Regions from separate parts of the Homo sapiens genome. Here region 1 is linked to region 2. A link is an interaction called in ENCODE POLR2A ChIA-PET data of the cell type or tissue named here. Cell type or tissue: GM12878. All regions are shown on one strand. Links, peaks and the distances in the headings refer to the core of each region. The heading gives the core; the rest is flanking DNA.

Region 1 (16,849 bases), core at 8,634-11,133, 70 kb after region 2:
AATTCTCTAAGAGTGTATGCATTTACATGCATGTACATATGTGTTTGCATGCATGCACACACACACACACACATACACGGTTAGTTTGGGGTAAGGGGCATGTGAATGGGGAGAAGCAGGTCTGGGGGCCACGCACCAGGGTCCTGTGTCCTGTGTCATGCAGGACCACCATTTGCAAGGCTGCCCTGGCTGTGGCCCACGGAGCGGCCAGGACCCAGAGTATTTGCGCTGCGCACCCAGCCGCAGTTCACTTGCCACCCATGGCTTCCTGTGTGGTGCCGACCCAGGCTACCCCCACATCTCCCCAGTTGCCGCTCTAGCCCAGGCTGGCTTTTCTAGGGAGAGGGAAGAAGGCATGGAGGGCAGACTGGAAGTGGGCTCTGAGCCAGTAGCCCTTCCTCCACACTGGGCCCTTCCCCACCATGGCCCTTACGTACGTGGCACGGTAGAGTTCAAAGCGGCCTTTGTCCTGGATGTGGTACATCAGGTCCCCCCCGTTGAGGAACTCCATCACAAAGAACAGGTGGTCCTGGGGTGGGAAGGGTGGTGAGCAGGGGTGAGGAATAGGCAGGAGGCTCCCTCACTGAGGGCCACTGGGGCCAAGCCCCAACAGGAAACAGCAGGGACAGGCCCTGGCTGAGGTGGACGACTCTGCCCTGGGAGGCATGAGGGGGGAAAGCATGGCCCTGCCTTAAGTGGCCTGAAGGGGAGACACAGCCCTGACTGAGGGGGGCTGAGGAGCTGTGGGACATGGCTGTGGCATGGGGTGGTGACGGCAGGAGGCCCGGGCACCTTGGTCTGGAAGGTGCAGATGAGGTGGGTGAGAAAGGGATTCTCTGCGGCAAGTGTCAGCACCCGCTTCTCAACCATGGTGCACTCCACGTCGTCGTCGATCAGGACCACATCCTTCTTGAGGGCCTTGATGGCAAAGTACTCTCCTCTGCCCTTCAGCTCTCCAAGCAGCACCTGATGGGGAGACACGGGTGCTGAGCAGGTGAGGACGGGGCAGGGGCCACAGCCCGATTCACAGACTCCCACCTCAGCCACCTAAGCGGGAAGAAGCCAGGGTGGGGTGGGAAGCAGGTGCCCGGCTCACAGCCCTCACCTTCCCGAAGCTGCCTTTGCCCAGGACCTTGTGGAAGATGAAGTTGTTGATGTTGCACTTGCTGCTGCCCTCCCAGATCTTGCCGTAGGTCCCACTGTTGTCTGCCCGAGAGATGGCACCTCCTCAGATCGGGGTCTCAGTCTACACAACTCCCCTCCCCCGGGGCCTGGGGTAGGCTGGGGGAAGGGGCCTCAGAGAGGAAGGGGCTCGCTCCCCAGGACCGGTGGTTCCTTCCATGTCTCACTTGACAATGGAAGGGAGGACAGTCCCCTTTCTTTGGCCTCAGGGGGAATAAAAACCGTAATGGGGCAATGGACCCAGCTTCACCTTGCATGTCCTCCCCAGCAACTCCGGTCTTCTTCTCGAAACCCTGATATATCCCAACAGGCTCTGAGGAGGCTGAGTCTGATCTCCGGGAGGCTCTCTGGGGAGGGAGCAGAGGTGGGGGGCCAGATGGTCAGACCATTATCAGAACTCCCAGCCCAGAAGGAAGACTCCCAGGTATAACTCCACCCTTAACACCAAGAGGAGACAACAGGGGCACAGCCCAGGCCCCCTACTCGGGCTGCGTGTACACACACGCACTCTTCCAGGAGCCCAGAGAAGCCTTGGTGGTCTGAAAGGCTCTGATTACAAACAGAAGTTTTGTAAACGGAACCCTACCTTCCCAACCACTCACTCGATAGATTTTATTTGACTATTTAGCTTCATTTCTGATTGATTCTAAAATTTTACCTTTAGGTTTTGTGGCATCCCTCAAGCCCCCCCCACATACAAACGTCCACACCCAAAGTCTTAGTTCAAAGTGTTCCAACACCCACTCCTGTGGTCCCCAGGTTCACCCTCAAGTAAAGAACTGCCTGAATAATGAATTTCTTATGAAAAAAAGCCCCCCTCCCTCTGCTGCCTAAATTCTTGAGTTGCATCTTCCCGAAGTAGAGTCCTGGGTCTAAATATATCCTGGCTGTCTGTGGCTCCCCAGCAGTGGCTGTAAGCCTTGACTGTCCCTGACCCCACTGCCCTGTGTCCAGGGTCCCCATGGCACCTGCCCACCTGGGTGACTTGGTTCAAGGCCTCAGCCAAAAGCTTCTGGTTGATGCCGCAGAGGTTGGCCACCTTCTCCCGGCATTTATGGTGCACATTCATGCCGCAGTCTGGGGTGAGGGAGAAGCGGGGCTGTCAGTCTCAGAGCTCAGCCAAGGGCAGGGGGCAGTGTAGGAGAGGCGCAGGAGAGCAAGAGAAAGGAGGGCTTCAGTGGGGTCTGCTGGGTTCCAGTTTCTAGGAAAACATTGATCTGAAGCCATCATAAATACTTCGATCTCTCTCTCTCTCTCTCTTTTTTTTTTTTTTTTGAGATGGAGTTTCCCTCTTATTGCCCAGGCTGGAGTGCAGTGGCGCAATCTCGGCTCACCGCAACCTCTGCCTCCTGGGTTCAAGGGATTCTCCTGCCTCAGCCTCCTGAGTAGCTGGGATTACAGGCATGCGCCACCATATCCGGCTAATTTTGTATTTTTAGTAGAGACGGGGTTTTTCCATGTTAGCCAGGCTGGTCTCGAACTCCCCACCTCAGGTGATCCACCTGCCTCGGCCTCCCAAAGTGCTGGGATTACAGGTGTGAGCCACCACGCCCGGCCAAGCATTTCAATCTTTCATGATTTTTGTTGTTGTTGTTGTTGTTGTTGTTGTTGTTGTTGAGACGGAGTCTCACTCTGTCACCCAGGCTGGAGTACAGTGACATGATTTCGGCTCACTGCAAGCTCTGCCTCCTGGGTTCACGCCATTCTCCTGCCTCAGCCTCCCGAGCAGCTGGGACTACAGGCGCCCGCCACCACGCCAGGCTAATTTTTTTGTATTTTTTTAGTAGAGACAGGGTTTCACCATGTTAGCCAGGATGGTCTCGATCTCCTAACCTCATGATCCGCCCGCCTCGGCCTCCCAAAGTGCTGGGATTACAGACGTGAGCCACCGCGCCCAGCCAATCTTTCATGATTTAAAGAAAAAGGAAAAACCAGAAGACAGGGACCTAATTCGAAACCCTTTAAAGAACATCTGGTCAACTTAAGCCGCTTTCCCTCCAGGGTCTTCTGTCTCATCTCTAAGTGAAGCAGAGGGCAGGGGAGGCCTGTCTGGGCGCCTGTCGGTGTGCACCAGGCCTGGCTTCAGCACCCTCTGCCCACTGGCCCCTCACAGGGACTCTCTAGGTCCTGCTTTTCTCCTCCAAATGGCTCAGAGGGGTGGAGCCGCCCACCTGTGGTCACACAGCAGGTAAGTGGCAGAGCCAGTCAGGCCAGTGGGGAGGGTCCACCAAGGCCTCACCCTCATCAGGTCCCTGAATGAGGTGCCCGTCTCCAGGTGAGGAGGCGAGGGTGGCGTGAGGTGGCTGGAATTCACAGCAGCACCAGCTGGGAGTGCCCCTCCTGCAGCCCAGGGGCGGGGTGGCACGCACCTTCACACTTTAATCCCTGCTTCACCAGTCCCCAGAGCAGGCTGCCGCAGTGGTCACAGAAGGTGGGGCTCATGTAGTTGTGAACCTTGAAGCGGTGCGGCATGTCGATGTTGAAGCGTTCTTTCTGGAACTGGAGGTGGGGGTATCACAGGCTGAGGGTCACGTGCCAGCTCCAGCCTCTTCTTCAACCCCTAGCTCTCCCCCAACCCTGGGCACAACAACATCCCAAGAGAGCTCCACTGGGAGAGGCAAGGAAAGACTAAGAAAAATGGGGAGGGAGGGTAAGCTCCCCAGGGAGGGTGGGGAGAGGGTGCAAATCCCTCCCATCTGGCCAAGCCCCCCAGATCCCCAGCCCTGCCCCGGACCCAGGCTCACTATAGTGTCCCGGCTGTTGGCCGCGGTGCCAGTGCATCTGCCGATGATCTTGTCGATGCATTTCTTGTGGATGGCAGCGTTACATTCTTGAAGAGGCACAGGCCCAGGAGGGGGAAGGGAAAGCACCGGGAGGGGCAGAGTCTATGAGCTGGTGCCTGCCGACCAGTCTAGCCCTCTACACAAAGCCACCGTTCTCCTGACCGCCCACACCCTCACCCCGCAGAGGCCCAGCGCTTGAGTCTTCCTCCTGCCAGCCCTCGAAGGAGGAGCCTGGAGAGGACGGGGCGGAGAGGACAGGCCAATCTGCAGGGGCTTAGAAAGAAGGAGTCCTAGTGGGCAGGGAGGTGGGCAGAAGTTAGCGGGCACAGGGCATCGCAATATGAGAAGCGGGGGCAGTTCTTCCAAGCCCTGGGATAGCAAACGGCTCCTAAATGCCCTCTCTTACACATGCACATGGACACGCCTCAAAACAGACACCTGTACATACACACAAAGCATGTGTAATAATGATAACAGACTTCTTACACAGAGCGGCTACCAGTGGAAGGCACTTAAAATACAGCTTTACATATCTTATTCCATTTGATCTTCACAATGACCCTATTATACATTATAGTTATATCTAATTTATAGATGAGGGCCAGGCACGATGGCTCACGCCTATAATCCCAGCACTTTGGGAGGCTGAGGTGGGTGAGTCACTTGAGGTCAGGAGTTTGAGACCAGCCTGGCCAACATGACAAAGCCCCTATTCTACTAAAAATACAAAAATTAGCCGGGCATGGTGGTGCACGCCTGTAATCCCAGCTACTCAGGAGGCTAAGGCAAGAGAATCGCTTGAACCTTGGAGAGGGAGGTTACAGTGAGCTGAGATCGCACAACTGCACTCTAGCTTGGGCAACAGAATGAGACTCAGTCTCAAAAAAAAAAAAATTATAGATGAGGAAACTGAGGCACAGAGAGGTTAAGTAACTTTGCCTAAGGCCCTATAGCTAGGAAGTGGTAGAGCTGGGATTCAAACCCAGGCAGTCTGACTCCAGCCTGCGGCGCCTCGTGTATACACCCTCAGGGACAGAGTGTGCTCACACCTGTGTACTCAGAGACACCCACATCTACACAGAAGCACATGCAGCCACTATGTGCCAGTAAAGGACCTATCATTGCCTCTCCGAGGAAAAGAGGCCTGGTGCATGGCCTGGGCTGGTTTCTGCGTGAATACTCTACTGTGCCCAATTGCCATCCACCAACTCCCCGTCACTGAATGCGGAGCTGGGAAGAGATGCGCAGAACTGGTTTTCCAGAGCAGCAGCAAGCCAGCCCCAGCACTCACTGAACTCAGCTGCTGTATCTACACTGGGAAAACTCACGTGCATACACTCTCTGAGCGCACACAGGCACTGGCATACACACAGGCACTGGCACACGTGAGCACACATGGGTACATACGTACAAACTGGCCTGTGGAGACACTTACGCCTGCATTTGTAGCCTTGCTTGTTGAGGCCCCTGAAAGGCAAAACCCAGGCAAAGTGAGTGAGCGGGGACCGGGATCGGCCCCCACTACCCTGCACCACCACCAGTGGGCATGGCCGGTTCTCACCAGACAAAGTCTTTGCACACAGAACAGAAGGTGGGTTGCCCAAAGAAGGTGGCGATAAACTCATGGTTCTTGATGTAGTGGATTTTGGCCTGTTTGATGGCTCCGCGGCGGTTCATCGTTGGGAACTTGGCCTCGTCCTCACTGCGCATAGACTGTTTGCAATCTGGTGACCATGGAGTAGGGAAGTCAGCCCTGGTATCTGGAAGGGGTGGCACCCCTACAGTCCCTCCCAGGGTGGTCCTGGACAGCTCTGCCGAAGGGAGCAGCTTCCCTACACCTCAGTGCTGGCTCTGCCTCTGAACCCGGCAAGGGAGCCCTCCACCCCCAGGGAGTTCTTACCCACGTCCTCCAGGAAATACTGAACAGACATCAACACCTTGGCCTGAGGCTGCAGGTCCAGCTGTTGGGGGCCAGAGGCCAGGGGAGAACAAGGTCAGTGAGGGCAGCCTGGGCCAGGCCAAACTCAGAACCCACCCCCATGGCTGGTCCCCCAAGGCCAAGGCAGCCCCCCAAGGCCTAGCCAGACACTTGTCTGCCCAGTGTGGGCAGGGCCCCGCCTGAGCCCCACTCCTGAGCCCCACCCCCACCCTGTACCCAGGGGTATTATTACATTTAGGGAAGTGAAAGGGTCCAGCCCACACCCAGCCCAGACACATAGCTGGGGAATAGAGCGGGAAGGGAAATTCCCCACCCCTACCCGCTGCAGCTCCCTTAGCAAGGATCTTAGAATGGAGGCCCCTACCCGTGTGCACATGCGGAGAGAGACAGACACACAGACACACTCATCCTCGTGCACACACGCTGCTCCTCCCTCTGTGCCGAGGGCTCCTCATGCAGATTGGACAGTCTCGAGGGTGGGACCTGAGCCTCTATCCCCTCACCTCCCCCAAGACCTAGACCTGGTGACTGATATCCTCCCTTGGGGGAGCGGAGACAGCACAGCCAGAGGCCCCTCTGTGTCCCTGCCTGACTGGCCAAGGGTCAGTACAGCCCTGTGTTAACCTCTCTCCCATCCCAGCCCCCTCACCCCTCGCAGGAGGCTGATCAGAGCCTCCAATGGTCACAGGGCCTTTCCTGGTGGAGACATCTTGGTTACATCCCACATGTAACCCCAGGGGACTTCTGCCAGCACTGGCATCCTGTGGCCACCCAGAACACACAGCTGCACATGGCCAAGTGGCCACATGCTTGTGCAGAGTCTCCATTTCAGCAGGTAAGTAGATGAGACCGTCAGCCTCCCCTTCTCCCACCTCCTTGCTGTTAAAGATCACTATGTTGCCCCCTCAATGGCTGCCAAGGCCTAGAATATATGCGAAGATTCCAAAAAGAACTGGGATAATGGGTGCCTCTGGGAAGGAGGCCTGGTGGCCTGGTGTTGGGGCAGGGACACACCCTTTCATGCAGTTAAAAATGTTTTACTATGTGCATATCCTGCCTTTCCAAAATTAAAAAGGAAAAAGTAGTCACAATAAGGAAGTTGGCCGTCTTTAGCACCTGCTATGTGTCAGGTTCTGCAATAAGCCCTGTACATCCAGCTGCTCCTTTCATTTGAACAACTGACCCTGAGGTAGGCACATTTAGTAGCGCCTTCCCTTAACAGATGCGGAAGCAGAAGCTCAGAGAGGCTGGGAATCTGGTGAATTGCAGAGCCAGGATTCACACCCAGGACATGTTGGCCACAGGGCTGGACTGGTGGCCAGCACAGGGCCCGGTGCTCTTCAGCTGTGCTCACTGACCAAGCCCGCGTGTGTGCACGCACACACATGCACGCATGCACACACACACAGACACACACACACACACACACGGCACGGCTCGTGCGCCCCTTACCCAGAACTCAGCCTTGCCATTGTTCTTCTTGCAGCGCTCGGCCAGCACCGACACACCCACGGTCACCTCAGACACTGGCTCCTCTGCTGCCCGCATTAGCACAATCTGGATGACGCGCCCCTCATAGATGTGGGCATCGAACGTCGACTTCCACTCAGGATACATGGTCGGCTTCTTCTGCACCAGTGTTTTCCCACGCTCTGCAACAAGGCCAGGCAGAGAAGGTTGGGCCATGGCCCCTCTGTCCCTCCCTCGTAGACCTCCACGGCCTTCCCCTGGCAGAATCTGCCCGACTCTCCTGCCTTGAGGGCCTGCTGTGGTTCCCCAGTGTCCTCTAGAGCACAGAACTACCTTGGGCACCCTGCTAGGTCCTCCCTCCAGGCCTTTGTTCCTGCTGTTCCCTCTTCCTCTGATCCTCTTGCTCCAGCTCCATTTAAATGTCGCCTGCCCTTATGCATTCATGCAGGGAACATGGGCTGACAGCTCCTGCATGCCAGCCATAATATTCGAGGCGCAGAACACAGCTGAAAGAAAAGCTACATCCAGGGCCTGTCCTCCTGGATCCCCAGGCCCGGGTGGCGAATGCACCAACTCCTTCCTCAAGTAACTGTTAAGTCACAGTTGTGATGAGACTGAAGAGGGCAAGGCTGGTAGTGCTACAGGGTCAAGCCTAAGGGTCAGGGAAGATTTCCTAGAGGAAGGAACAGTTCAGCCGAGACCTGAGGGACAAATAGGGGTTCACCAGGCCAGGGCAAAAGCAAGAGGGAATGATGTGAGGTATGTGCTTCCTCCAGGAAGTCCTCCCTGACCTCAGGTTCAGAGGGTGCCTTCTCTGGGCTTCCCTATTGCAGGACTCACTGCTTTTTGACGTGCCTGGTTTCCCCACCTGACTATGAACCCCATGAGGGCAGGGCCAGGTTAGTCCTGGAGCATGACAGTATCCTCAGTGCCCCGCACAGGCCCTGGCACAAATGGACATGTAAAAATTGCTGGGTAAAACAACCAGGGAGGAGGAACCAGAAACTCCAAGCCTTCCAAGGAGGGCTCAATTTGGCCAGTGTTTGCAGCCCTATAGCGACTCAGTGGCCTCTGCCTTCATAGCTGAGTGGGGCAGGGAGTCAAGGATGAGGAAGAGCAGAATCCTTCAGAGGTTGCAGGGAACAAGGCCAGGCCCCCTCCAGTCCTTCCAGCTGGGCCCAGATTCCCAGCCCCTCTCCAGGGTCCAGCCTCCAGGCCTACCTGTGCTGAGCGCCTCCTTCATCTTCACGGCACAGAAGGGCTGGTTCGCCTCGTCCTCGGCCTGCAGGGAGCCCAGCTCATAGGAGTTGAAGGCGATGCGCAGGAACGGCGCCATGGTGGGGCCTGCAGTGGGGCTGTGCACACAGAGGGGTGAGGCCAGGCGGCCGGGCGGGACCAGCGGGAACAGTCACGGGCAGCACTCAGGGACCCGCTCCCCCAGGGCTCTGCTATGATTGGGTTTGGCCCACATGATGCACACACACACTAGTCTCAGTTGCCAGTGTTAAAAACTGAGAGGTTTGCCAGGCGCAGTGGCTGACGCCTGTAATCCCAGCACTTTGGGAGGCCAAGGTAGGCAGATGGCCTGAGGTCAGGAGTTTGAGACCAGCCTGACCAACATGGTGAAAAGCCATCTCTACTAAAAATTAGCTGGGTGTGGTGGTGCATGCCTGTAATTCCAGCTACTCGGGAGGCTGAGGCAGGAGAATCACTTGAACCCGGGAGGCGGAGGTTGCAGTGAGCCAAGATCGCACCAGTACACTCCAGCCTGGGTGACAAGAGCCAAACTCCGTCTCAAAAAAAAAAAAAAAAGAAAAAGAAAAAGAAAAATATTGAGAGGTTTATGTAAGTCTGGATTTGCGGCGTCTCTGGTAAAACTGGAAAATGTGATGTTGGGCCCACTGGGCAACAGCCAGCTAGCACTGGGATGGCTGCCCTCCATCAATCTACCCCAGGCCAGGGGCACTCTCTTCACTCCTCCTACCTGGGCCCTGGTGGCATTTGCATCTGTCACCCCTAGATATTCATTTGGGGAGTCACTCAGTGACTCCCTAAGTACCCTATTGCTGGGTACCTGCTCCATGCCAGGCACCTGGTATGTGCCATTGTCACCTGGTAAGGGGACAGGACAGTACTGCCTCTTTCTCCCATCCTGCCCCATGCAGCCCTTCATGATTTTCTAAGTTTGGGGTTTTTTCTTCATAACTACCCAGGCAGACAAGCAGTGCCAAGATAAACACCCCCCACTTTTCAGATGGGGAAACTGAAACCCTAAGGCAGAGAATCAGAACCAAAAGCTGACATTCCACTAACTTGGCACCCACTCTGTTCAGGGATCAGGGCAGTGAGAGGCTCTGCCCACATCAGTGTGCCTGACCCTTCTAAATTGACCCCTTGGGGTCGAGTGCCTCTCGCTTGCCTGGAAGGTTGCCTGCACCTTCAAACTAATTATTTCCCCAAATATAAAACAGGTGGGCATGGTGGCTCACTCCCATAATCTTGGTACTTCAGGAGGCCAAGGTAAGAGGATCGCTTGAGGCCAAGAGTTCAAGGCAGCAGAGTGCCACGCAGTGCACTCCAGCATGGGTGGCAGAGTGAGACCCTATCTCTTAAAAAAAGAACCCAAACTGCCTAGGCGCGGTGGCTCATGCCTGTAATCTCAGCACTTTGGGAGGCCAAGGCAGGCGAGTCACCTGAGGTCAGGAGTTCGAGACCAGCCTGGCCAACATGGTGAAACCCCATCTCTACTAAAAATACAAAAACTAGCCAGGCGTGGTGGCGCATGCCTATAATCCCAGCTACTTGGGAGGCTGAGGGCAGAAGAATGGCTGGAACCTGGGAGGCAGAGGTTGCAGTGAGCTGAGACTGCGCCATTGCACTCCAGCCTGGGCAACAGAGCGAGACTCTGCCTCAGAAAAATAAAAATTAAAAAAAACCCAAACTGTATTTTAATGTTGAATGTAACGCTGAATGTGCCTTGCAGATTCATACACAGCAGCCTCCCACACTCCTGGGTTTCTCACCATTCTCTAAGTTAATGTTCACTACAGTAAGTGACTCCAAGGGGCTCCTCAGGTTGCCACTTGTGAAGGACACACAGGTGTGCAAGCACCTATGTGCACACTGGCTCCTGCCCAGGCCCCACAAGGCTGCTCCATAGCCTTGGTTGAGGGAGCGCTCATTCGATTTTGTGCACATGCACATGTATTCACTCCATCCTGAACATAAGCCAGCACACAGGGGCACACTCAGACACACACGTGTGCATGCACACACAACAGCTGCCCAGCCCCAGATGACTTCCTCCAGCTCCTGCACAAGGTGGCCAGAGCAGTGGCCAGCTCTGCTGGGAGCTCCCAGCTCAGATGAGCTCACAGCAAATGCTGACCTCACCCTGCAGCCCAGCCCAGTGAGTCCAGGCAGCCCTCTGAGGCCAGCAGCTGCCAAAGCAGAGAGCAGGACCCAGGCAGGGCAGGGGCAGACCCCACCACATTCCTTGCCCGGCCCTGGCTCCTACTCAGTGGATGTGAGAGTGGGTGTGCAAGCTCATGCCTGAGCCCAAGTCCCGAAGCCTTCAGCCTGACACCAGCAGGTGGCCTGTGTGCCAGGCCAGCTGCCCTTGACCTCTTGGTGGGCCAGGGAGAGAGGGCCAGTTGGGGGCTGCTGCTGGCTGCTCCCCAGGCTGCAGCATGCATGAATCGGTGTGTGTGAGGTTGCACGGGTCTACAGGAATGTGATTATATACAGCCATGGGAGTGGGTGGCACATGGTGGGCACTCAGTTGATACTGGAGTGAAAAGCAAGCTGCGTGGGCCTGGCCTCGCACATGTGCAGGAATCTGGGTGAGCATCCCAAACCCGTAAGCAAGATGGACATCTTGCCCCTTTTGCTGCCTGGCTTGTCCCTGAGGGTCCAAGAGATCCAGCACCCAGGTGAGTGCTCCCTGGGTCTGGAATGATTGGCAGGTCTGTGTCCACACATCCAGGGCCTAATCCCAGCAGATGCAGCTCTGCTGTTAGGAAAACCTGGAGACCCAGATGGGGCAGTAGGCAACTTCTGAGTGCCTCGGAGGATGATGAGGGTTGAGGGGACAGGGGCACAGGGATAAAGGAGGAGCAAGTGTGTTGCAGGTGGCCTGGGCTCCTAGGGGAGAGAGGCTCAGGGCAGCACATATGGCAAAATGATGGCCAGGCCGCCTGGGTGCTGCATCCTGACACCAACGTTGCCTTGGCTGTGGACTCTGTGCAGGTCACTTGACCTTTCTGAGCCTCAGCCCCCCCATTTCCTGATGAGCAATAGTCTCTTGGCTCAGGGTTGTGGGGATAATGAGAACTCACGTAGGATAAGGGCTACAATCAACCCAACAGGCCATGGGGAGGGGGTTCCTCTTACCACTATCACCCCCCTCACTGCGGCACCCATCCCTCACTGTGCACCTCCCTTCGCAGTTTACAAAGCGCACTCGCATCCCCCACCGCATCCATTCCGCCTGCCCAGCAGCCTGGGAAGACAGTCCTGGTTACAGATCCCACTGCTCAGAAAGGGAAACCAGGTCTCCATGAACATACAACTCACTCAGGAGCACCAGATGCTCCAACACCGGCCAGCCAGGTCCTCCTCCCAGCCACCAACCCTTGGGGCCCAGCCCTGACAGCCCACAGGCTCCATGGCTTCCCCTACCCCCGGCCTGCCCAGCAGGAGGTATGCGTGGGGACCACCCCAGGACTGCATGGAGGGTGGAGGAGACAGTGGGTCAGAGAAGCCCCAGGAGGGTGAGGCAGAGCCCAGGACCTGCCCACCCAAGGGTGGCCCTCCAGCTCTCTCAGGCCACACTCAGAGCAGCTGCTGCTCACATTTAGAAGCCACTGGAGGGAAAACCACAAACACAGCAGGCCCCAGCCCTAAACCTGCACTGCCAGGCTGCAGTGCCATGAGAACTGGGGAGCCATGGTCTTCGTGGGCTGCCCTGAGACTAACCAGCAGTAACCATAGCGTCAGACCCAACCTCCTAAGACTAAAACCAGGGCATGGGCTCTGGCCAGGTTCTGCCACCAACTCTGTCCCTGTTTGTACTACCCAGAGCCCCACATCTTCTTCCATCACTGTGTGACCCTCAGAGAGGTCCTGGGCCTCTCTGAGCCACAAGTCCCTGCTCTGCACAGCAGAGTCAGAGTCTGCCCCCTACCTCTCAGAGTGTATGGCAGGGAGATGGGGGTGAAGCAGCAGCACAAAAGCAAGGTGTGCTGACTATTTATAGCCCCCATGCAAATAGGACCTGGGCCACGGAGGCCCCAGAGGAAGGCCGCTGGCTCAGCCCCAGACTCATGGCCACTCTGCAGGGCCAGGGGGTGCCGGGGGCTCGACCCCACACAGCCTCCATGGGGACAAGCTCCTTGGAGCCAGCTGAGGCCAGCCAGGCCTTTCCCAGCTGCCTAAGGGCTCCTAGTCTCTATTCTGCTTCTCCAGCCTACAGCAGAGGCAGCTTTATGAAGCACAAAGCACCAGACTAAGGGTCAGTGTCTAGGTATGAATCTTGGCTCCTCCACTTACAAGAAGGACAGTCCTTTTCTGAGGCCGACAATGTCGCAGATTACCTCTGTAATTACATTAGCTCACGTTATCCCTATGCGGATCCAGAAGGGATTTTACTGATGAAGAAACTAAAGCTCAGAGAAGCAAAGTGACTTTCCAAAAGGTCACACAGCCAGTAAGTGATGGAAGGATAAATCCAGGCCTGCCCGATGTTGCAGCCCAGGTCCTTTCCAGTATGCCATGTTGGGAAGAAGAGACAAAGAGAGAGAAAAGGGTAGAGATGGACGGAAGACGGTAGAGGTGGAGATCAGCACACACAAACACACATGAAGACAGAGAAAACAGGGAGGTAAGGGCTCCAAGAGACAGGTACCCCATGCTTGACCAGTGGTCTTCCCCCGTGACCTCGCCACTTGGACCAGCCTCCATTTCCAAAACCCAGGGAAGGGCCAGGCATGGTGGCTCATACCTGTAATCTCAATACTTTGGGAGGCTGAGGTGAGCAGATCACCTGAGGTCAGGAGTTCAAGACCAGCCTGGCCAACAAGTGAAACCCCTTCTCTACTAAAATACAAAATTTAGCCAGGTGTGGTGGCGGACACCTGTAATCCCACCTACCTGGGAGGCTGAGGCAGAAGAATCACTTGAACCCGGGAGGTAGAGGTTGCAGTGAGCCGAGATCTTGCCACTGCACTCCAGCCTGGTCAATAAAGTGACACTCTGTCTGAAAAAAACTAAAAACAAATAAAACAAAAACAAAACCTAGGGAAGGCTTGGACACACTGGATCCCAGCCCCAGGGAATGTGAGCCCCAGATCAGCAGCCCAGAGGTAAGGAAAGGTAGTAGCTAGGTCAGGCCAGAGAAGGCAGGTCACCTCCTCTGGGACAAATGGAAACCTGTTCCCAGCCAGTACCCGGCAGTGGGCAAGGCTGGCCTCAAGGTGATCAGAGCGACCTTGGGTTTGGAGCTCCCGGGCACAGAAGTCCTGGTTGCCTCCAGCAGACAAGTATGTGTGCTGCACATCCACACGTGTGCTGATGTATACCAGCACAGGAGGCTGGGGTGAGGGACATGGCCTGAGGAGCGCCAGCAGGAACAGGAATGCATTTGCTAATTTTTCTGCATCACATGTAACTTGTTGGATAATGGTTTTGTCAAAGGTGAAAAACCCCAACAATCTCTCCACAAGAGATAGGTCTTCAGAGACTGACATGCCCATCTCCTCATTGTACAGAGGAGGAAACTAAGGCCAAGGTCCTGCAGTGAGGTTCCCTGGCTCCCAGATCCGGCCTGGTCCCCTCCACCCCACCCCTTCCCTGGTGTTCAATTCTGCCTCACAGGCCACAGAATGATGCCTGTTGGTCAGAGGAGTAAGCTGGGCTGGAGGAAAGAGGCTTGATCAGGCTGCTGGCGGGGAGGTGTGTGAGAGCAGAGGGAGGCTGCCTCAGAAACGTCTATGGGAGAAATGAGGTGACAGGCTGAGGTCAGTCAAAGCAAGGGCAATGAAAGACCAGTTGCAGCCCCTGGTGGGTATAGGGCGGTCTGGTTCCCTTGAACAGACCCCCGGGGAGCAGGGGATGTCCCCCATGCCACCTACTGCAGCCTTCTCCCCCACACACCTGACACCTGCCACGGAAGTCACAACTGCATGGCAGGTGGCACAAAGTGAGGGCCCTCCTAAGGATGCAGACTCTGCCTGGGGGAGTCCACAGTGTAGCCTGCCAGAGCCTTGTGGATGAATAAAGGAGGGCGGAGGAGACCAAGGCCCAGGCAGGGGCAGAAAGGACAGTGAGAGGAAGTGTGATCAGCAGGAGGGTGCAGGACTGGTACCGGCAGTCACGGCAGGGCAAGGGGGCCGGGCATGGTGGAGCTGCCAGGTTGGGTAGGCAGGTGGGTGGTAGCTGGGCTGGGAGGCTGGCTGCCTAGATGGCCTTCCCAGCGGAAACAAGGCAAGGAGGCCATGCAGGTTTCACAACCCAGGAAGTGGGCTCAGCAAGAGGAACAGGAGGTGGGAGGGGAAAGGCTAGCAAGACCCTTTAGGGTTCCTCCACCAGGGCCCATCCCCCAGCCTCCACATGCCCAGCCCTGTGCTGAGATAAGAACCAGATCTATGGACTCAGGTCACAGCCAAGTCCCAGAGCAGGGATGCTCCCCATACCTGCTCCTCCCAGGACAGGTACCTCATCCCCCAGCCAGCGCTCCTCCTGGGCCCCTCCCTCACCCCACACAGACCAACCAGTACCTGTGGCCTCTCCTCCCCTTACCCAGCTCCCTCCCGGTTGTCACCATCTCTGGTCCCTCCCCTACCCATTCTTCCCACAGCTGGGAACCTCCTAGGCTCTCACTGCCCCTGGAGAAAGCCCAGACCTCTCCAGGCCTTCCAGACTGCCCACTCCCTGGCCCTGTCCTGCTCTCTACCTCAATCCCTGTTCTGGCTACTCTGTGAACATATGTCTCATTTCCCAGCCCCCATATTTTTGCAGATGTTGTTCCCTCAGCTGGAACAGCCTTCTGAATTCCCACAGATCCTTCCAGGCAGCTCAGAAGGCTGGCCCTGGGGGACCCTTCCCACCTCTCAGGAAGCTAGCTGCTTTCCCACTGGTAACCTCTGCCACACCAGGCCCATGGAACTTACAGCCTGGTGGGAGCCAGTCACATAAATATGTGATTACAAAGGATGGTAAGACCTCTGTAGGATGCGCCACGCAGGCAGTGAGTAGCAGGGAGTGAGGGGGGCTGGAGGAGAACGGAGGCTGCAGGGACCTGTTGGCTGGGGGCCTTCGATCTGAGGGGTCAGCAGGAGCATAATGGCCTGCCCTGCCAGAGGGTCTGGAAGGTTCAGAGGGGCAGGACTTGGGAGCCTGGCTGTCATCGGCTCACATCCACCTCTGCCAGCTTGTGTGGGGTAGGGCCTCCTTGGAGGGAGGCCACCAGGCACAGGCCTCGAGTCACCAGCCAGCCCTAGGATATGAGGAGTCCTGGGCTCAGTCAGAGGGCGGTGCCCCAGGTACCCCTGAGAGAGGAACAAAGGCCCCTTCATGGCAGGAGCCAGAGAGCCAGATCCTGTGAGGACAAGGGGCCTCTGTGAGGAGCCAGGGTGGGGGATGCAGCCGGGCCTCTCCACGAATAACCACACGTGTGCACACAGGCACACTCGCCAACCCAAACAGCACATAGGGAGCCCCACTCGACATTAGACACACACGCACACAGTTGGAGCCACAGGTACGTACACACACTGCTGTGATGACACAGGGGCACACGTACACACACACACACACACACACAGAAACACACATGCACTCACCGGCTCTCACATCTCAACAGATACCCGGGCCCACACAGACCACACCCGACCACATAGGCTCCACACGCACGTGGAGTGCCACAAGCTGTGATGTACACACTGGCACAGAGATGCTCCAGGCAGACACAGAAACAAACATACAGTCCTGGAAGGACCCCACATCCCTGACTAGAGTCTGGCACCATGAAGTCCAAATGCAGCTTTTTCCACCACAGCCCCCAGGCACAATGGCTGGGGAATGGAGGAGGGGCAGAAGGGCAGCTGGTGTCAGGCTAGGCTGGGCCTTTCCACCCAGGGAGACGAAGAAAGTCCCTCTTGATCCAGAGCAAAGTCTAAAGTGTGTAAGGGAAGGAGTGGGCTGGTCAGGCACATCACTGGGCAGGCCTCCGCCCGCCCGCCCACCTGCCTGCAGGGCCCTGAGGCTATGGTGGAGGTTGAAGGTCACAGGTGGCAGTCACAGGCCTGGCGCGCAGGGGGAGGGGAGGGCTTGAACCTATGTTGGTAGGGCAGCAAGCCGGGCACCCCAGGAGCAAGTTCCTTGAGCTCCAGGCTCACTGTGCAGAAACCGAAAGAGAGGTTGAGCAATTCAACCAAAGCCACAAAGCCAATGGGGCAGACCCAGGGGGAAGTGGGGA
Region 2 (6,098 bases), core at 1,081-3,580:
CTGACCTCAGGTGATCCTCCCGCCAGCCTTGGCCTCCCAAAGTGTTGGGATTACAGGCGTGAGCCACTGCTCCAGGCCCTTTTTCTTTTAAAAACAAATTTTTAGGCCAGGTGTGATAGCTCACACCTGTAATCCCAGCACTTTGGGAGGCCAAGGTGGGTGGATCATTTGAGGTCAGGAGTTCGAGACAGCCCAGCCAACATGGTGAAACCCTGTCTCTACTAAAAAATACAAAAAAAATGAGTCGGGCATGGTAGCAGGCACCTGTAACCCCAGCTACTCGGGAGGCTGAGGCATGAGAATCGCTTGAACCCGGGAGGCGGAGGTTGCAGTGAGCCAAGATTGTACCACTGCACTCCAGCCTGGGTGACAGAGTGAGAACTTGTCTCAAATAAATAAATAAATAAAAATAAAAACAAATTTCTAGCAGCTTGATTAAGGTATAATTGGCGTATCATAACATTGTAAGTGATTTTAATGAATTTGCAGAGATTTACTACAAAAATTTACCACATCTCCTAAAAGATCTCTTCTGGACATTTGCTGTCACTCCCCATTTCCACCCCCAGTCCTGGGCAACCACTAATCTAATTTTCTGTCTCTAAATTTAACTCTTCTAGACATTTCATATAAATGCAATTATACAGAATGAGTTCTTTTGGGTCTGGCCTCTTAGCATAATTTTTAGAGGGTCATCCATGTTGTAACATGAATCAGTACTTTGTTCCTTTTTTTTGGGGGGTGGGGGGCAGGGTCTCCACTGTGTCCCGAAGCTGGAGTGCAATGGCACAGTCATGGCACACTGCAGCCTCAACCTCCCGGGATCAAGCAGTCTTCCCAGCTCAGCCTCCTAAGTAGCTGGGAGGCACTCACCACCATACACAGCTAATTTTAAAAATTATTTGTAGAGACAGGGTATGTTGCTGAGCCTGGTCTCAAATTCTGGGCTCAAGTCCTCTTCCTGCCTTGGCCTCTCAAAGTGCTGGAATTAACAGGCATGAGCCACCACGCCCAGCCCTTCATTTCTTTTTACGGCTGAATATTCCGTTGTGTGGACATAGTGCATTTTGTTTATCCATTCACCAGTTTTTCTTAGCATTTTGCTCTTATCCTAGCTCTGCTGCTGGCAGGCCGTGTGACTTTAGGCAAGTCACTTTCTGTGAACCTTAGTGGCCCCATCCTCCGAATGAAGCATAGTCTAATATTTACTGAGCAATTGCTAATTTCTATGCATGGTGCCACGTTCTGTACATACACACTACATCATTTAGTCAGATTCTTCTTTTACCTCCGTTTTATAGTGAGGAAACTGAGGCTCAAAGAGGTTACAGCCCCAAGGTTACTAGGATACATCATGTATTCATTTGTGCACTCAGTTTGTGCCTGGTACTATTCAAGCCTGTGGATACAACAGTGAAAGGCCCAAAGCTCTGTCCTCAAGGAGCTTGTATTGCAGTAGGGTAGACAGGCAATAACCACCTAATGTCAGGTGGCAAGCATGAGTGAGGGGAAGAAGAGCTATTTTAGACAGTGTGGTCAGGGAGGGCTTCTTGGAAGAGGTGACATGGGGCAGAGATCTGAAGAAACAACCTGAGGTCTGGAGCCAGAGGTTCTTTCCGGGCAGAAGCCAGCTCGGGTAGTTCAGGGCACAGGAAGAGCAAGAACTGCTTCTGATGTTCATTTCCACCCTGACATCCTGGGATTCTCTCCTGAGTATTTTTTTTTTTTTTTTTTTTTTTTGAGGTGGAGTCTGTTGCCTAGGCTGGAGTGCAGTGGTGCGATCTCGGCTCACTGCAGCCTCTGCCTCCCAGGTTCAAGCAATTCTCCTGCCTTAGCCTCCCATGTAAAGTAGCTGGGACTAGTGGCCCGCACCACCATGCCCAGCTAATTTTTGTGTTTTTAGTAGAGGCGGGGTTTTGCCATGTTGGCCAGGCCGGTCTTGAACTCCTGACCTCAGGTGCCTCAGGTGAGCCACCGCCCCTGGCCTCTTCTAAATTTTTTTTTTTTTTTTTTTTTGAGGCTGAGTTTCACTCTTGTCTCCCAGGCTGGAGTGCAATGGTGAGATCTCAGCTCACTGCAACCTCTGCCTCCCAGGTTCAAGCGATTCTCCTGCCTCAGTCTCCCAAGTAGCTGGGATTACAGGCACCCACCACCATGCCCAACTAATTATTGTATTTTTAGTAGAGACGGGGTTTCACCTTGTTGGCCAAGCTGGTCTCAGACTCCTGACCTCAGGTGATCCACCTGTCTCTGTCTCCCAAAGTGCTGGGATTATAGGCGTGAGCCACCTGAATATTTAAAAAAAAAAAAGTATATGCATAAAGAAGAAGATAAATGATGTACTCTTGTCATAAATAATGAACCTGTGTGTAGCTGCTCCCAGGATTAAGAACTAGTACATTACAGTGATTTTTGGAACTACAGTGGGTCCCTCCATCCTCATCTTCCCTTCCCCTGAGAAAGAACTATACCCTGAATTTTTTGTTTGTTATCATTCTATTGTTTTCCTTTTTTTTTTTTTTGAGACGGAGTTTTGCTCTTGTTGTCCAGGCTGGAGTGCAATGGCGCCATCTCGGCTCACTTCAACCTCCGCCTCCCGGGTTCAAACGATTCTCCTGTCTCAGCCTCCCGAGTAGCTGGGATTACAGGCATGTGCCACATGCCCGGCTAATTTTGTATTTTTAGTAGAGATGGGGTTTATCCGTGTTGGTCAAGCTGGTCTCAAACTCATGACCTCAGGTGATCTGCCCTCCTCGGCCTCCCAAAGTGCTGGGATTACAGGCTTGAGCCACCGCACCTGGCCTGTTTTCCTTGTAGTATATACAAAAAGACTTGTACATAAATCAATATGGTCTTCTTTGTTAAACAGATCCTTCTGCACTGTGCTTTTTTCACACTATATTTGGGAGAGAATATTGATACCGGATTTGTGAAGTGTAGCTCGCTCATTCTTACTGCTGTATAGTATCCCATTATATTAATATATTCCAGTTAACCTCGTCTATTGATAAACATATAAGTGAGTTCCAGGTCTTGCAATTGCAAACAATGCGGGGCAGCCCTGTTTGTGTTTCCTTTTTTTTGTTGTTGTTGTTGTTTTTTTCCTGAGATGGAGTCTCACTCTGTCACCGAGTCTAGAGTACAATGGCACGATCTTGATTCACTGCAACCTCAGCCTCCTGGGTTCAAGTGGTTCTCCTGCCTCAGCTTCCCAAGTAGCTGGGATTACGGGTGCCTGCCACCATGCCCAGCTAATTTTTGTATTTGTAGTAGATACAGGGTTTCACCATGTTGGCCAGGTTGGTCTCGAACTCCTGACCTCAGTTGATCCACCCACCTCAGCCTCCCAGAGTGCTGGGATTACAGGTGTGAGCCACTGTGCCCGGCCTGTTTGTGTTTCCTGTAGAATGTGTGGAACATGTGAGTACATTTCACTGTATGTTCCTACTGGTGAAGTTGCTGGGAGTTAAGGGATGTGCATCTTCGGCTACTGATCTGGTTTATTTTTAATGCTTGAAAGATTACTTAGGTTCTCTATTTCTTCTTGAGTCAGTTTTGGTAAATTATTTTCATTATTGTTATTATTTTTTAGACAGAGTCTCACTCTGTTGCCCAGGCTGGAGTGCAGTAGCATGATCTCGGCTCATTGCAACCCACGCCTCCGGGGTTCAAGCTATTCTCCTGCCTCAGCCTCCCAAGTAGCTGGGATTATAGGCATGTGCCACCACGCCCGGCTAATTTTTGTATTTTTAGTAGAGACGGGGTTTCACCATGTTGGCCAGGCTGGTCTTTGAGCCGCTGACCTCAGGTGATCTGCCTGCCTTGGCCTCCCAAAGTGCTGGAATTACGGGTGTGAGCTACCGCGCCCAACCTGACATCCATTATCTCTTGAAGGAGCCCATCTGGAGGGTGAGGGAGCCTCTCTGGCCTTTTCTTGCATAGAAACCTGTGAGCAGGTGGAGTGAGCACTAAAGCGATGACAGAGATTCTCCTGGCCAGGGGACATCTGGAAGAATATATATTGTCCTGGAGGGGAGTGGAGAGGGGGCTTTTTTTTTTTTTTTTTTGAGATGGAGTGTTACTCTTGTTGCCAAGGCTGGAGTGCAATGGTGCAATCTTGGCTCACTGCAACCTCTGGCTCCCAGGTTCAAGTGATTCTCCTGCCTCAGCTTCCCGAGTAGCTGGGATTACAGGCGTCCACCACCACACCTGGCTAATTTTTTGGTATTTTTAGTAGAGATGGGGTTTTACCATATTGGCCAGGCTGGTCTTAAACTCCTGACCTCAGGTGATCCGCCTGCCTTGACCTCCCAAAGTGCTGGGATTACAGGTGTGAGCCACTGCCCCCAGCCTGGAGGGGGCTTTAAGAGACTTTCTTTGGGCCTAGCTCTAAGCTTGCCACACCACCGTCACAGGTTGAACTAATTGGGGTTGTAAGTGGACTGTTTTGGTCAAGGCAGGGTGTGTTAGTTTTTTTTTTTTTTTTTTGAACAGTCAAGTGTGCTTGTTAGCCCTGTTTATCACAGAGTCAGGGTATACAGTAAGTACCCTGTAGCCCCTCCACCGTGCTCCTCACCCCATCTCTCGCCAGTGTTCACCCAGAGTTGTCACACACAGCACCACGGGATGGGGCGTCCACCTGCAGTTGTGCAGGCAGTCTGGAATGGCAGGAAAAACTCTGGCCCTGAGGAGGCCACAGGCTTAAATGTATGCCTTTGGCCCCAAAGGCCCGCTAGGAAGTTGAGCTTGAAAGTAACTGTCTCCTGTGTGCTCAGTGCTTTACAGTGTGCAGAGCCCGGTCTCAATCCTTGGTGTATTTCTCCCCTCTTGCCTGCCTGTGGCCAGCAGGAGTGGGTGGTGTCACCATCCCTGCCTGTAGATAAGAGCTGCAGGTGCTGAGAGGGTTGGCAGTGGTGGCGGCTGCTAGAGACCTGGGTACTGTGCATGCTGCGTTATCTCACTGTGTCTCCCAGACACTCTCCCAAGTGAAGAAGCTGAGCCCCGGGTTGACGAAGCACTTGTTGAAGTCACGAAGCCCAAGTGGCACAGCTCACCTCCCCAACCCAGGATGCTCTGCCGAGGGAGAGCCCCAAAAGCTCTGGGGAAGAGTGCGGGGACACCTGGCTCCTAAGCGTTCTTCTTTTGTGCGTGTTTACTTGGTAGAAGTGAAGAGAGTGGCCGCAGCAGGCTGGATGCAGCCTTTGGAAGGAATGAAAGGCTGCAGGCCTAGCAAGGAAGGCTTAAAATCAGCTGCACGTTCTACTTCTCACCCTTGGTCACCTCGCAGCTGACCTTCCTCTCTCCACGTTTACTCTATCTGGGCCTGGGTGTGCTTCTGCCACACACAGAAAGAGCCTGTGCCACACCATTTCTCCCTGGAACCCCTTCTGGTGGCCAATGGGACTGTCACCCCGGGGTGTCGAGGTGGATGGGGCAGGTGGAGCCCTGCACTTACCGTCCTTGTTCTTCCCCGGAACAGTTTGGCCCAGTGTCCACCCACATCCTTCTCCCACCAAGGATCCCTCCTAATGGGACCATGGCTTTAGAAACAGGACCCCTCAGGGCCGGGGCTGCCCTTGGAGGTGGGAAGGACGAGAGGTCAGCCTGAGGTGACCTCCAGTTGAAGCTGGCCCTGGGAGCGTGGGATTAGGGTGGCCTCCAGTTGAAGCTGGCACTGGGAGCGTGGGATTAGGGTCCCTGCCAGGCAGAAAAGGGTTTCTCGTTTACCATGTCCTCCCCTCCCTCTTTCAGGTGTAGTGTCTTTTCCCATGACCGGGAGTTCATAGAAATAGTTAAGTATAAGATGATCGTGTGCGAGAATGTTGGTACTAAACCAGCATGGACAGTTTTCTGGATTTCTCTACTACTAACTTGTCTGCACTGAGCGTGACTCACCCCTAACCTGGTGGGAGCGCTGATTGGAGGGGCGGGAGGCTGGCGGCGTGAGCTCCAGATGGTGCATGTGCCCTTGGGCTTGGCATGCGGCGTGTCTTCGTGTGAAGGACCTCTGGGAGCAGCGAGAGGGCTGAGCTGAGCTGAGCTGAGCTGCATGTGGAGGGGCCCTCCCGGGAGGCCTGTGCCCTGAGGCTGAACTTTTA

Evidence for each region. ChIA-PET counts read pairs that join two places held together with the same protein. Peaks named below come from ENCODE experiments on the same cell type or tissue, not always from the same donor. Only the 100,000 strongest peaks of a DNase experiment are listed, where the experiment ranks them.
Region 1: POLR2A ChIA-PET joins it to region 2 with 5 read pairs; 2 of 35 experiments call an interaction of 5 or more read pairs at or near these places.

Annotation. Positions count from the first base shown.
Region 1 is chr3:53,170,284-53,187,132 of GRCh38, reverse strand. PRKCD (protein kinase C delta) reads right to left here. Exons shown (of 19, transcript NM_006254.4): 3 at 8,596-8,729; 4 at 7,357-7,556; 5 at 5,866-5,926; 6 at 5,527-5,689; 7 at 5,401-5,432; 8 at 3,927-4,012; 9 at 3,552-3,681; 10 at 2,159-2,259; 11 at 1,433-1,529; 12 at 1,106-1,206; 13 at 793-966; 14 at 438-529. The coding sequence starts at 8,710. Among named protein-coding and RNA genes, the nearest start is that of PRKCD, 17 kb to the right of the region's middle. RefSeq lists enhancers at 5,752-5,911, 6,172-6,221, 11,431-12,286, 14,263-14,312 and a silencer at 16,812-16,849. In GM12878, for the core only: no CTCF peak of the experiment used is centred there; no DNase peak of the experiment used is centred there; H3K27ac peaks cover 255 bases.
Region 2 is chr3:53,243,276-53,249,373 of GRCh38, reverse strand. All of the region lies in intron 1 of TKT (transketolase), which reads left to right. Among named protein-coding and RNA genes, the nearest start is that of TKT, 9.7 kb to the left of the region's middle. In GM12878, for the core only: no CTCF peak of the experiment used is centred there; no DNase peak of the experiment used is centred there.